Regions from separate parts of the Homo sapiens genome. Here region 1 is linked to region 2. A link is an interaction called in ENCODE POLR2A ChIA-PET data of the cell type or tissue named here. Cell type or tissue: MCF 10A. All regions are shown on one strand. Links, peaks and the distances in the headings refer to the core of each region. The heading gives the core; the rest is flanking DNA. Region 1 has its middle 19 kb from the start of DHRS9. Region 2 overlaps ABCB11 (ATP binding cassette subfamily B member 11).

Region 1 (5,393 bases), core at 99-5,098, 58 kb after region 2:
TATGAGCCTACAAGAAACACAGCATTACTGAGCTTGGGGTGCCCGCCTGATGAAGTTACAGCTGCAGGGACCAGAAGCTTAGGTCACAACACTCAGTACCTGGACAGCCTTCCCAAGAAGGGCAGGTACAAACAAGCCCAGACTGTGAAGACTACAATGAATACCTAACTCTTTAATGCCCAGACACCAACAAATATCCACAAGCATCAAGACCACCTAGAAAAACATGACCTCAGCAAGTTAACTAAATAAGGCACCAGGACCAATCCTGGAGAGACAGGGATATGTGACCTTTAAGACAGAGAATTCAAAATAGCTGTTATGTGGAAACTTAATGAAATTTAAGATAACACAGAGAAGGAATTCAGAATCCTATTAGATAAATTCAACAAAGAGACTGAAATAATTAAAAAGAATCAAACAGAAATCCTGGAAATGCAATTTACACACTGAAGAATGTGTCAGTCTCTTACCAGCAGAATTGATTAAGCAGAAGAATTAGTAAGCTTGAAGAAAGGCTATTTAAAAATACACAGTAGAGGAGACAAAAGAAAAAATAATAAAAAGGATGAAGCATGTCTACAAGATCTACAAGATCTAGAAATAACCTCAAAAGGGCAAATCTAAGAGTTATTGGCTTTTTGGGGGTAGAGAGAGAGACAGATGGGGTAGCAAGTTTATTCAACAGAGAACTTTCCAAACCTAGAAAAAGATACCAATATTCAAGTACAGGACAGTTAGAGAATGCTAAGCAGATTTAACCCAAAGAAGACTACCTCAAGCCATTTATTAATCAAGTTCCCAAAGGTCAAGTATAAAGAAAAGATCCAAAAAGCAGCAAGAGAAAAGAACAAATAACATAAAATGGAGCTCCAATATGTCTGTCAGCAGACTTTTCAGGGGTTACTTTACAGGTCAGGACAGCATGGCAAGACTTACTTAATGTGCTGAGGCAAGGAACCGTTTATCCTAGAATAGTATATACTGTGAAAATATCCTTCAAACATGAAGGAGAAATAAAGACTTTCCTAGACAAACAAAAGATGAGGGATTTCATCTACATCAGACCTGTCCTATAAGAAATGCTAAAAGGAGTCCTTCAGTCTGAAAGAAAAGGACATTAATGAACAATAAGAAATCATCTGAAGTTGTAAAACTCACCAACAATAATAAGTACACAGAAAAACACAGAATATTATAACACTGTAATTGTGGGGTATAAAATACTCATATCTTGAGTAGAAAGAAAGATGAACGGATCAAAAATAATAACTACAGCTTTCCAAGACAGTACAATAAGTATAAATAGAAACAACAAAAAGTTTAAAAGCAGAGGGATGAAATTAAAATGTAGAATTTGTATTAGTTTTCTCTTTGCTTGTTTGTTTACGCAATCACTGTTAAGTTGTCATCAGTTTAAAATAATGGGTTGTAAGATATTATTTGCAAGCCTCAGGGTAACCTCAAATAAAAAAAAAACGTACAACAGACACACACAAAAAACAAAAAGCAAGAAATTAAAACATACCACCAGAGAAAATTAGCTTCACTAAAAGGAAGACAGGAAAGAAGGAAGAGAACACTACAAATCAACCAGAAAACAGAAAGAAACTCAGACATTTATGGCCAACTGATTTTTGACAAGAGCGCCAAGATCATTCAACAGGGAAATAATAGACTTTCCAACAAAATGGTGCTGGGACTAGTGGATATCCACAAGTTAAAAAAATGAAGTTGGACCACCTATCTCACACTATATACAAAAATTAACTCAAAATAGATCAAAGACCTAAATCTAAGAGCCAAAATGATAAAACTCAGAAGAAAATATATGGGCAAATCTTTATGACCTCAGTTTGGCAGTGGTTCTTAAATATGACACCAAAAGCACAAGCAACAAAAGAAGGAAGATAAAAATCGGACTTCATCAAAATTTGAAACTTTTTTGCATCAAAGGATACTGTCAAGAGAGTAAAAAACAACCTATAGAATAGAAGAAAATACTTGCAAATCAAATATCTGATAAGGCTCTGGTGTCCAGAATATATAAACAGGGTGTTCAGCATTAGGGAAGTGCAAATCAAAACCACAGTGAGATATCACTTTACACCCACTAGGATGCCCAAAGTTAAAAAAAATATAGGTAATAACAAGGGTTGACAAGGATATGGAGAAATTGAAACCTTCATGCATTGCTGGTGGGAATTTAAAATGGTACAGCTGTCTGTTATGAAAAACAGTTTGACAGTTCCTCAATAAGTTAAACATATAATTTCCATATGACCCAGCAATTTCACTCCTAGAGGACATAACCAAAAGAATTGAAAATAGACATTCAAACAAAAATGTGTATGTGTATGTTCATGGCAACTGTATTCATAATAGTCAAAAGCAACCCAAATGTTCATCAGCAGATGAGTAGTTAACCAAAATGTGGCATACAATGGAACATTATTCAACTATAAAAGAAATAAAGTACTGATATATGCTACAACATAAATAAACGTTGAAATATAATTATGTTAAGTGAAAAAAGCTAGACAGAAAAGACCACTTGTTGCATGGTTCCATTCTCTTAATGAAATATCCAGAATGGCATATCCACAGGGAAAGAAGAGATTATTGTTTGCCAGAGATGGAGGGGAGAAGAGAATAGAGAGTGACCGCTTAATGGATGGAGGGTTTTCATTTAGGATAATGAAAAATTTCTGGAACCAGAGAGTGGTAATTATTGCACAATATTGTGAACACACTTAATATCTTTAAATCATGCACCTTAAAATTTTAAATGGTAAATTTTATGTTATGTGTATTTTGCCACACAAAACAAAGAATAGAAACAACTATTCAAATGAACAAAAAGCACCTCCAAGGTAAATTTATATGCTTTATCTAATTGTAAACATTATTTCTAGACTCATCACTTCTACTCATGCAAAGATGACTAAGCAGGAATAAAACAACAAAATATGACGCATACACACAATGATTAATGACAAAAAGGGAAGGTCGTACTTACACTTGAGGTACTCTTGTGGGTTAAATTGTCCTCTCCAACCCCAATTTCTATCTAGAAGCTTCAGGATGTGATTGCATTTGGAGATAGTTCCTTTAAAGGCAGTGACTAAGTTAAAATGAGGCTGTTAGAGTAGGCCTTAATCCAATTTGACTGGTATCCTTGTAAGAAGAGGCATCCTTGTGAGGCATCCTAGCTCACGAAAGACAGTAGGAATGTGCGTTCACAGAGGAAAGACCATGTGAGGACCCAGTGAGAAGGCAGTCATCTACAAGGCAAGGTGAGGCCTCAGAAGAAACTACACCAGCCACCACCCTGATCTCAGACTTCCAGCCTCCAGAATGGTGAGAAAATAAATTTGTGTTGTTTAAGCTATCTTGTCTGTAGTCTTTTATCATGGCAGACCTAATACACTGCTAACAAGTACACAGGCCTAAAAGTGACTAAAATTGACACCAAAAAAAAATTTAGAAAACTGTTTGGCAAACTGAATAGGAAGCAGAGGCATATAAAATAAATGAAATAGGAGTAAAAGACAGGAGGAGAGAAAATCATTATGTGAAAAGATCATAGAAGGAAATAAGGAAGGAGAACAGAAAACTAAAAATGCATTACCATAACAGAATTGAAATCTTCACTATAAACAGTAAACAACAAGCAAACATAAGAAATGGAATCTGTGACATGATATATAAATGTGAGAATTCTTCCAAACTGTAGAACATAAAAATTAGAAAATGATGAAGTAGAGATTATCAATTTAAATTACAGAAAACGGAGACCTACAAGAAGTGCGAAGCTTCCTGAAGAAGTAACAAAGCCAATAAAATTGAACTAATAATCATTTAGTAAATTAACTTTCTGAGTAGAAAAATTTCAAAGTATAAAGATTAAAGGTCAACATAAACAGAACCACCCTTGGTTAATTTCTGGTAAAAATTTCAAATCACAAAAATAGAGAAAAAATTCGGAAAATATTTAAGACAAAAAATGTTCACCTTTGAAATGATCACTTACCATGTTTGACAGTTGTTTAAAAAATTACTGGTGCTATTCTGTTAAAAACTTGATAGTCACGATTAAATAATTTTTCAATTTTTTGTAAATATAGAACACTGTCTTTGCCTAGGGAATCACTAAACATTTGCTTTTTTTATTGTTTAAGCAAATAAACAGTTGCTTGCTGCAGAAAAAATGAGAGTTTTTAATACCAAAGAAATTGAGAAATGATATTTTATATCTTTAGAATCCACATTAAATGACCTGTTAATTACAAAAGACTAATAAAACACCCACTGGCAGATATAGTCAGTTACTAAGCACTCTTAGTGTCATTTTTCAACTTGGAATTGCAAATGACCCCAAAATAACTATGTATAAACATAAGAATTTGCTATATAAGCTTGTATCAATTAGCTTTTGCTGTATAACACACTACCCTAAAGCTTCACTGCTTTAAACAACAACCATTTTACTTGCTGATGTAGAGGAGAAATAATATCTTTTCCTCACCCATCACGAATTTTTATCCCTTTCTCTTGTTAACATGTCTGTTGTTACACGGGAGACCCAAAGAGAAAACCTAAAGACCCAAGGAAAACTGTATTTTTATGGGCAGTGGTGCAGAAGTGTGACTGGAGGACAAAACGGTGTGATCTAATGGTAATAAGCTAGGGGAACTTGACAAGGCCTGTTCAGATTCTTCTTGCACTTCAGGTATAGAACAGGACCCCTCTGGAATGAGGGTCTTATAACCTACTTTCCGGGAATGTAGGTCAGAGAATTCTTTTATGACTTGCTTCAAGAGAGAAAGGTTGGAGAAGGATCGAGAGTAACCTGCCTGATTGTGCAGTTTTCTCAGTTTCCTCCAGCTTAACATACTCCGTATGCCAAGGTGCCGTATTTTGGGTACCATGCTCTGATCCTCAACACTGACAATTCTGCAGGCTAAGAACTGAAGTGACCCAGGCTGGGTGTGGTGACTCACACCTGTAATCCTTGCACTTTGGGAGGCCAAGGAGGGTGGATTGCCTGAGCTCAGGAGTTCAAGACCAGCTTGGGTGACATGGCAAAACCCCGTATCTACTAAAAATACAAAAAATTAGCTGGGCATGGTGGAGTGTGCCTGTAATCCCAGCTACTCAGGAGGCTGAAGCACGAGAACTACTCGAACTCAGGAGGTGAAGGTTGCGGTGAGCCGAGATCATGCCACTGCACTCCAGCCTGGGTAACAGGGGGAGACTCCATCTCAAAAAACAAACAAACAAAAAAAGAATTGAAGTGACCTCAAATGGAAGTCTTACCAAGTACCATATATGTGTCTGCAATCATTGGGCAGCTCAACTGGGCTGAATGGTCTGAAGTGGTTTGGTGTTGG
Region 2 (5,393 bases), core at 140-5,139:
GACTTCTTTCTGGGCTCTCCATTCTTTTTCACTGGTCTATGTGTCTGTTTCTATGCCAGTACCATGCTGTTTTTATTACTATAGTAATCAAATAATCTAATAATGATCTATTACTTTGTAGTAGATTTTGAGATCAGGTAACGTGATGCCTCCAGCTTTGTTCTTCTTGTTCAGGATTTTTGCTATTCAAGGTCTTTTGTGGTTGCTAAGAAGTGGCAAGAATGGGCATTTTTGTCTTGTTCCTGATCTTAGGGGGAAAAGCTTTCAAATTCTCACCCTTGAGTATGATTTAGCTGTGGGCTTGTCATATGTTACCTTTATTGTATTGAGGTACATTCTTTTTATACCTAATTTGTTGAGAGTTTCTGTCAGGAAAGGATATTGAATTTTGTTAAATGCTTTTTCAGCATCTATTGAGATAACCATATGGTTTTTGTCTTTCATTCTGTTAATGTGGTATATTACATTTATTGACATGCCTATGTTGAACCATCCTTACATCCTAGGGATAAATCTCACTTGATCATGGTGAATGATTCTTTTAATGTGCTATTCAATTTGGTTTACTAGTATTTTTGTTGAGCATTTTCACGTCCATGTTTATCATGGATATTGGCCTTTGATTTTCTTGTAGTATCCTTTTCTGGCTTTGGTATCAAGGTAATATTGGCCTTGTAAAATGAGTGTGAAGTATTCCCTCCGCTTTAATTTTGTGGAAGAATTTGAGGAGGACTGGTACTAGTTTTTCTTTAAATGTCTGGTAAAATTCAGCAATGAAGCTATCAGGTCCTGGGCTTTTCTTTCATGGGAGACTTTTTATTACTGATTCAATCTCCTTACTCATTATTGGTATGTTCAGATTTATTTCTCTTTATTTCTCCGTGATTCAACCTTGGCAGGTTGTATTTTTATAGGAATTTATCCATTTCTTCTAGGTCATCCAATTTGTTGGCGTTTGTTTTTAGTAATCTCTTATGATCTTCTGTATTTCTGTGGTATCAGTTGTAATGTCTCATGTAGGCTTTTCTTTAATGACAGCAAACAGCATTATAGACTGATATGAGGTATAATATTTATACATACATACCATCAGAGTTTGAAATAAATATCTACCCTGAGCTGGCTTTCTAAAAATTGCCAACTGCAACATCTTTAAAAACATACTGCTAAAGGCTTGGGACTTCTTATAGTACCTAAATTACCAACCTAAATTACTCTGCTTAGCTCCCTCTTGAACAAGTACTTCCTCTGGAGGCCACAGACCAAGGTGGGTCTGCCGCTTTGCACAAACTGAGAGACTCAGGGTACTATGCTGATTGATGAAATTAAGGAAAGAATCAGATTCCAATTAACCAACCTTTCAACCTCTCTTTTCTCACCACCAAAAGCAGCCACTGTTCTCATTGATGAAATGACTTCATCAGCCACCACCCCTGCTTTGGCATAGGCCTTCAGCTCATAGTCCGTAAACTTGGACACACTCTAAAAATCAAAAAGAAGAAAAGAAAATGTGAAGTCCAAGAAATTAGGTAAGTCAGTCTGTCATTCAGATTCATTTAACATGTGGCATGGGTTTAATACAATATTAGATTCTCACTGTAACATCATTGACAGGAGGAAGAAATCTGGTCCAAATTTGGTCTATGGTAAGCTTCATCCAGGGTTGTCTGGTTGTTGATATATCAAAATGACCCTACTAAAAGTAAGAACCTCCTCAAAGAATAAATTCCAAATAGGACATTCTGTAAGACTAAAGTGTTTCAGTCATTATACTAATAAAGTGTTAAGTTAGACCATGTCATAGTTCATTGCTATTAGCCAATGGCCATTGCATAATTTATAGACAAACGCCAGAGACACATGCAGATATCATGATTGGGTATAATATATGACATATAACATATAAAGTATAGGCATGATGTTGAAAGACGATTTCAGATGATTCCAGAAAAGAAAGTCCATTTTCACTCAGTTGGAGACGCTCAACTATGTAGTTTTGATTTTTACAAAAGGAAATGAAAAGACATCTGTACTTAACAGTAGACACATTACTTTTTCTAAAACTGACTTGGATTGAGTCCTAGTCAAAATGAACCCCCAAAGAAAACCCTGGCACAGATTAATAAATAAGAAGAGGAAAAAACACATATTGCGGAAGATCAACTAGCTCAGAAATATAAAAATATATATAATACCCAGATTAAGGGAGTTTATCTTCCAGTAGTTTTTCCAAACTTTTAGCAGCAAAACTCTTATCAAAATCTTAGATGGAATTCTAAGATGTAAATTAAGTAAGTATTCATAGTAGTTTTTAAAAACAATATATTAATTTCATCAGTGTACATTTTATAAAACATGTGAATTAAACATGTAACAGTAAGGAAAGTGAGGCTTTTTTTTTTTTTTTTTAAAGAGACGGGTTCTTGTTCTGTTGCCCAGGCTGGAATGCAGTGGCATGATCCTAGCTCACTGCAGTCTCAAACTCCTGTACTCAAGCATTTCACTGGCCTCAGCCTCCTGGGTATCCGAGACTATAGGCACATGCCACCATGCCTGGCTATTTAAAAAAAATTTTTTTTTTTTTTTTTGTAGAGATGGGATCTCACTGTGTTACCAAGACTGGAAGCTGTTTTTATTAACATTAAAATTTACATTTGAGCCTAGTGAAGTTGCTTGTATAGTTTGTTGTATAGTTGCTTGTAGAAGTTTGTTGTATAAGGACAAGCATACACAGACTTGAAAGCAAGACAAGACATGTGCAGACCTACAACATTCCAAATCAGTGACGAGTTTATGAGAAGCTAGAAATGGGTACTGAGATGACTAGAGAAACTAAGCGTTAGAGCTGTTTAAAACCAAGTGAACTGGGCTATATGTTAACCTCCAACATGTTGAAATGTGGCCTATGATCCACGTGAGTGTGTATATTACTTTATCACAGGTTTGAAGAAAGAGATTAGTGTATTCAGAAAAAAAATGAAAAAATGTTTGCAAAACCCCTGAAGCTCTTCTGTGGAAGTTGAGGGTTCTCTGGAGTATAGTTGGAAAGTGGTTAGTAGGAAAGACTGCCGTAAAACTTGAATGATATAGTGGATTGAAAAACATATACATCTCTCTTTAGCAATTGATTCTGTGCCCGACACGGCTTAAATGCATAACGTGGATTATTCCCTGAATCATCATAATGTTTTTGGGAGGTATTATCCCTATTTTAAAGACAAGGAAACTGAGGTTTTCAGGGGTTAAATGGATTTTTCCTGAGTCACACAACCTGTTAGCGGTACAGCCAAGTGGTGACCTAATGAAATGGAGCGAGCTCTTTGCTATTGTCACTTTAAACCATTTTCTATTTTATCTGGGAAATGTTTGAATAATGTAGACACTGTGAGAATATTTTGCTATTGAGCAATAGGAAGTTGGTACCTATTGCTCAACGATGTGTGAGGGTGTATGCAGTTTTTCAGTTAAATTCTATTCTCATTTATAGCACAGTTTTAGTATGCCTGATTCCATAACGTGCTATCTAATGTGGCTGCTCTAATAATAATTTCTCAGTCCTTGGGAGTGTTTTTAGCTGATGTGACCCGAAATTCCTATTCCTATATGTTGTCCAGGCCTCAATTCCTGGGGAACCGAGACAGTGACTGGGATAACTCTTGGAATGGGTCAGATCACCTCTCTCTGAAAGAGGTTATCTGAAAGATAAGATGAAATGGAGAACACAGTTGTGATTGCAGAAATCCTTCTTGTGTGCTTGTTAATGCTCTTTGTCTGTTGTGCCTTTTCAGGGAAGTGCCCAAGCTTGGGAGGACATGGAGAACAATAGGCATATTGGAGAGTGAGTGGGGTTTGGAGTCAGAGCCCCTTAGACTTGAATCCTACTCTGCCAGCTGTGCAGTCCCAGACAAATCCCCTTACCTTTCTGAGCCTAGTTTCTTATATTTAAAATGATGTTAGTGCTCACTTTATAAGATTGTTGTAAAGATTAGAGATAATGACTATTAAGCTCCTAGTAGTGCCTAGAGAAACAGTGAATGCTCAATAAATGTAATTGCTGTTAATAAAACAATATTTACCTATTAAAACATCATTAATCCCTATTCGATGAAATGTCATTTGACACTGGGGAGTAATCTAACAAACTACATGAAGATAGTGATAATTATGTTGCTAACTGTACTCAGGAAAAGGGACTCAAGCTTCACATTTTTGGCTGTTTATGAAGGCAAATGTCTTCCCATGGAGAGATGCAAAAAGACATTCTTACCAGACCAATGGTGGCTGCTCCAATCCCAATGAGAGGGCTGACAGAAATAATAACCAAGGTCAGTTTCCAACCCCTGAAAAATCCCAACAGGAAACCACAGATGGTCGAGGTCATGCGCTGAATGAAAAGGGCCATTTGGTCAGCTATGGCATCATTGATTTTATTAATATCACTAGAAACCAGAAAGATTTTGGTCACTAAAACTGAATTTGATCATTCAAATATCTTGCTGAAAGTCTCAGTCTTTCCCTTTTAAACATTCCCATCTCTCTATCCCTATCACCCTTGGATAGCATTAACAGCCTCTCAGATCTTGGAAAATTTGCTGCACCTTGGGATGTTATCAAGCCTCTTTCCTGATAGCCAATCAATTTTGTTCTTAATCTAGGTTTCCCAGCTGGTACTCAGTGTTGATAAAGGCTTTTGGAAACCATCTTATTTGTCTTTTTCTTTTACATAGCTAATATCCTTGCTCTGTCTTGCAAAGCTTTTCTTTCTTCATGCCTGCTGAATCCTTTCAGCCTCAAGGTTCTAGTCACATACCTTCTCGTGCATCAATCTTGTATAATCCCCCAAGAAGAAGTAACACCTTTCTCCCTGTGTTTCCGTAACACTGTAATTAATCCTTGTGCATTTGTATGTGTGTGGAATTATTGCATTCTGCATATAGGCAGTATAGAGTAGTGGTGAAGAGTGCAGATTCTGGAGCCAGACTAGGAATTTGAATACAGACTCTTGTTGGGCAAGTTACTTAACCTTTTTGTGGCTCAATTTTCTTGTCTGTAAAATAAGAACAATAATAGAACCTACCCCAATGGGTAATAATGAGGATTAAAGTAGCGAATATATGTAAAGCCTATAGGACAGCGCCTATCATATAATAAACAATATGTGTTAGTTCTGATTATTTGCTTGCATTTCTTATTTCCCCTACGAGGCTGTAAGTTCCTCAAGAGCACAAGTGCAAGGCAATTGCTCCAGAATATTTATTGAATATAATTATATTAAATTCATATTCCTGAGAACATTTCCTTAATCTCTTGTCCAGTTGGAGTGAAGAGAGCTTGGAACTAAACAGCAAGAAAGAACCTAAGACATCACCCAGGTATTAGGCCATTGTGTTCCA

What was found. Peaks named below come from ENCODE experiments on the same cell type or tissue, not always from the same donor. Only the 100,000 strongest peaks of a DNase experiment are listed, where the experiment ranks them.
Region 1: POLR2A ChIA-PET joins it to region 2 with 9 read pairs; 3 of 35 experiments call an interaction of 5 or more read pairs at or near these places.

What each region holds. Positions count from the first base shown.
Region 1 is chr2:169,047,944-169,053,336 of GRCh38, forward strand. No RefSeq gene overlaps it. Among named protein-coding and RNA genes, the nearest start is that of DHRS9, 19 kb to the right of the region's middle. In MCF 10A, for the core only: no CTCF peak of the experiment used is centred there; a DNase peak (open chromatin) is centred at 2,978.
Region 2 is chr2:168,989,444-168,994,836 of GRCh38, forward strand. It overlaps ABCB11 (ATP binding cassette subfamily B member 11), which reads right to left. Exons shown (of 28, transcript NM_003742.4): 8 at 4,268-4,439; 9 at 1,358-1,482. Among named protein-coding and RNA genes, the nearest start is that of ABCB11, 39 kb to the right of the region's middle. In MCF 10A, for the core only: no CTCF peak of the experiment used is centred there; DNase peaks (open chromatin) are centred at 2,778 and 3,398.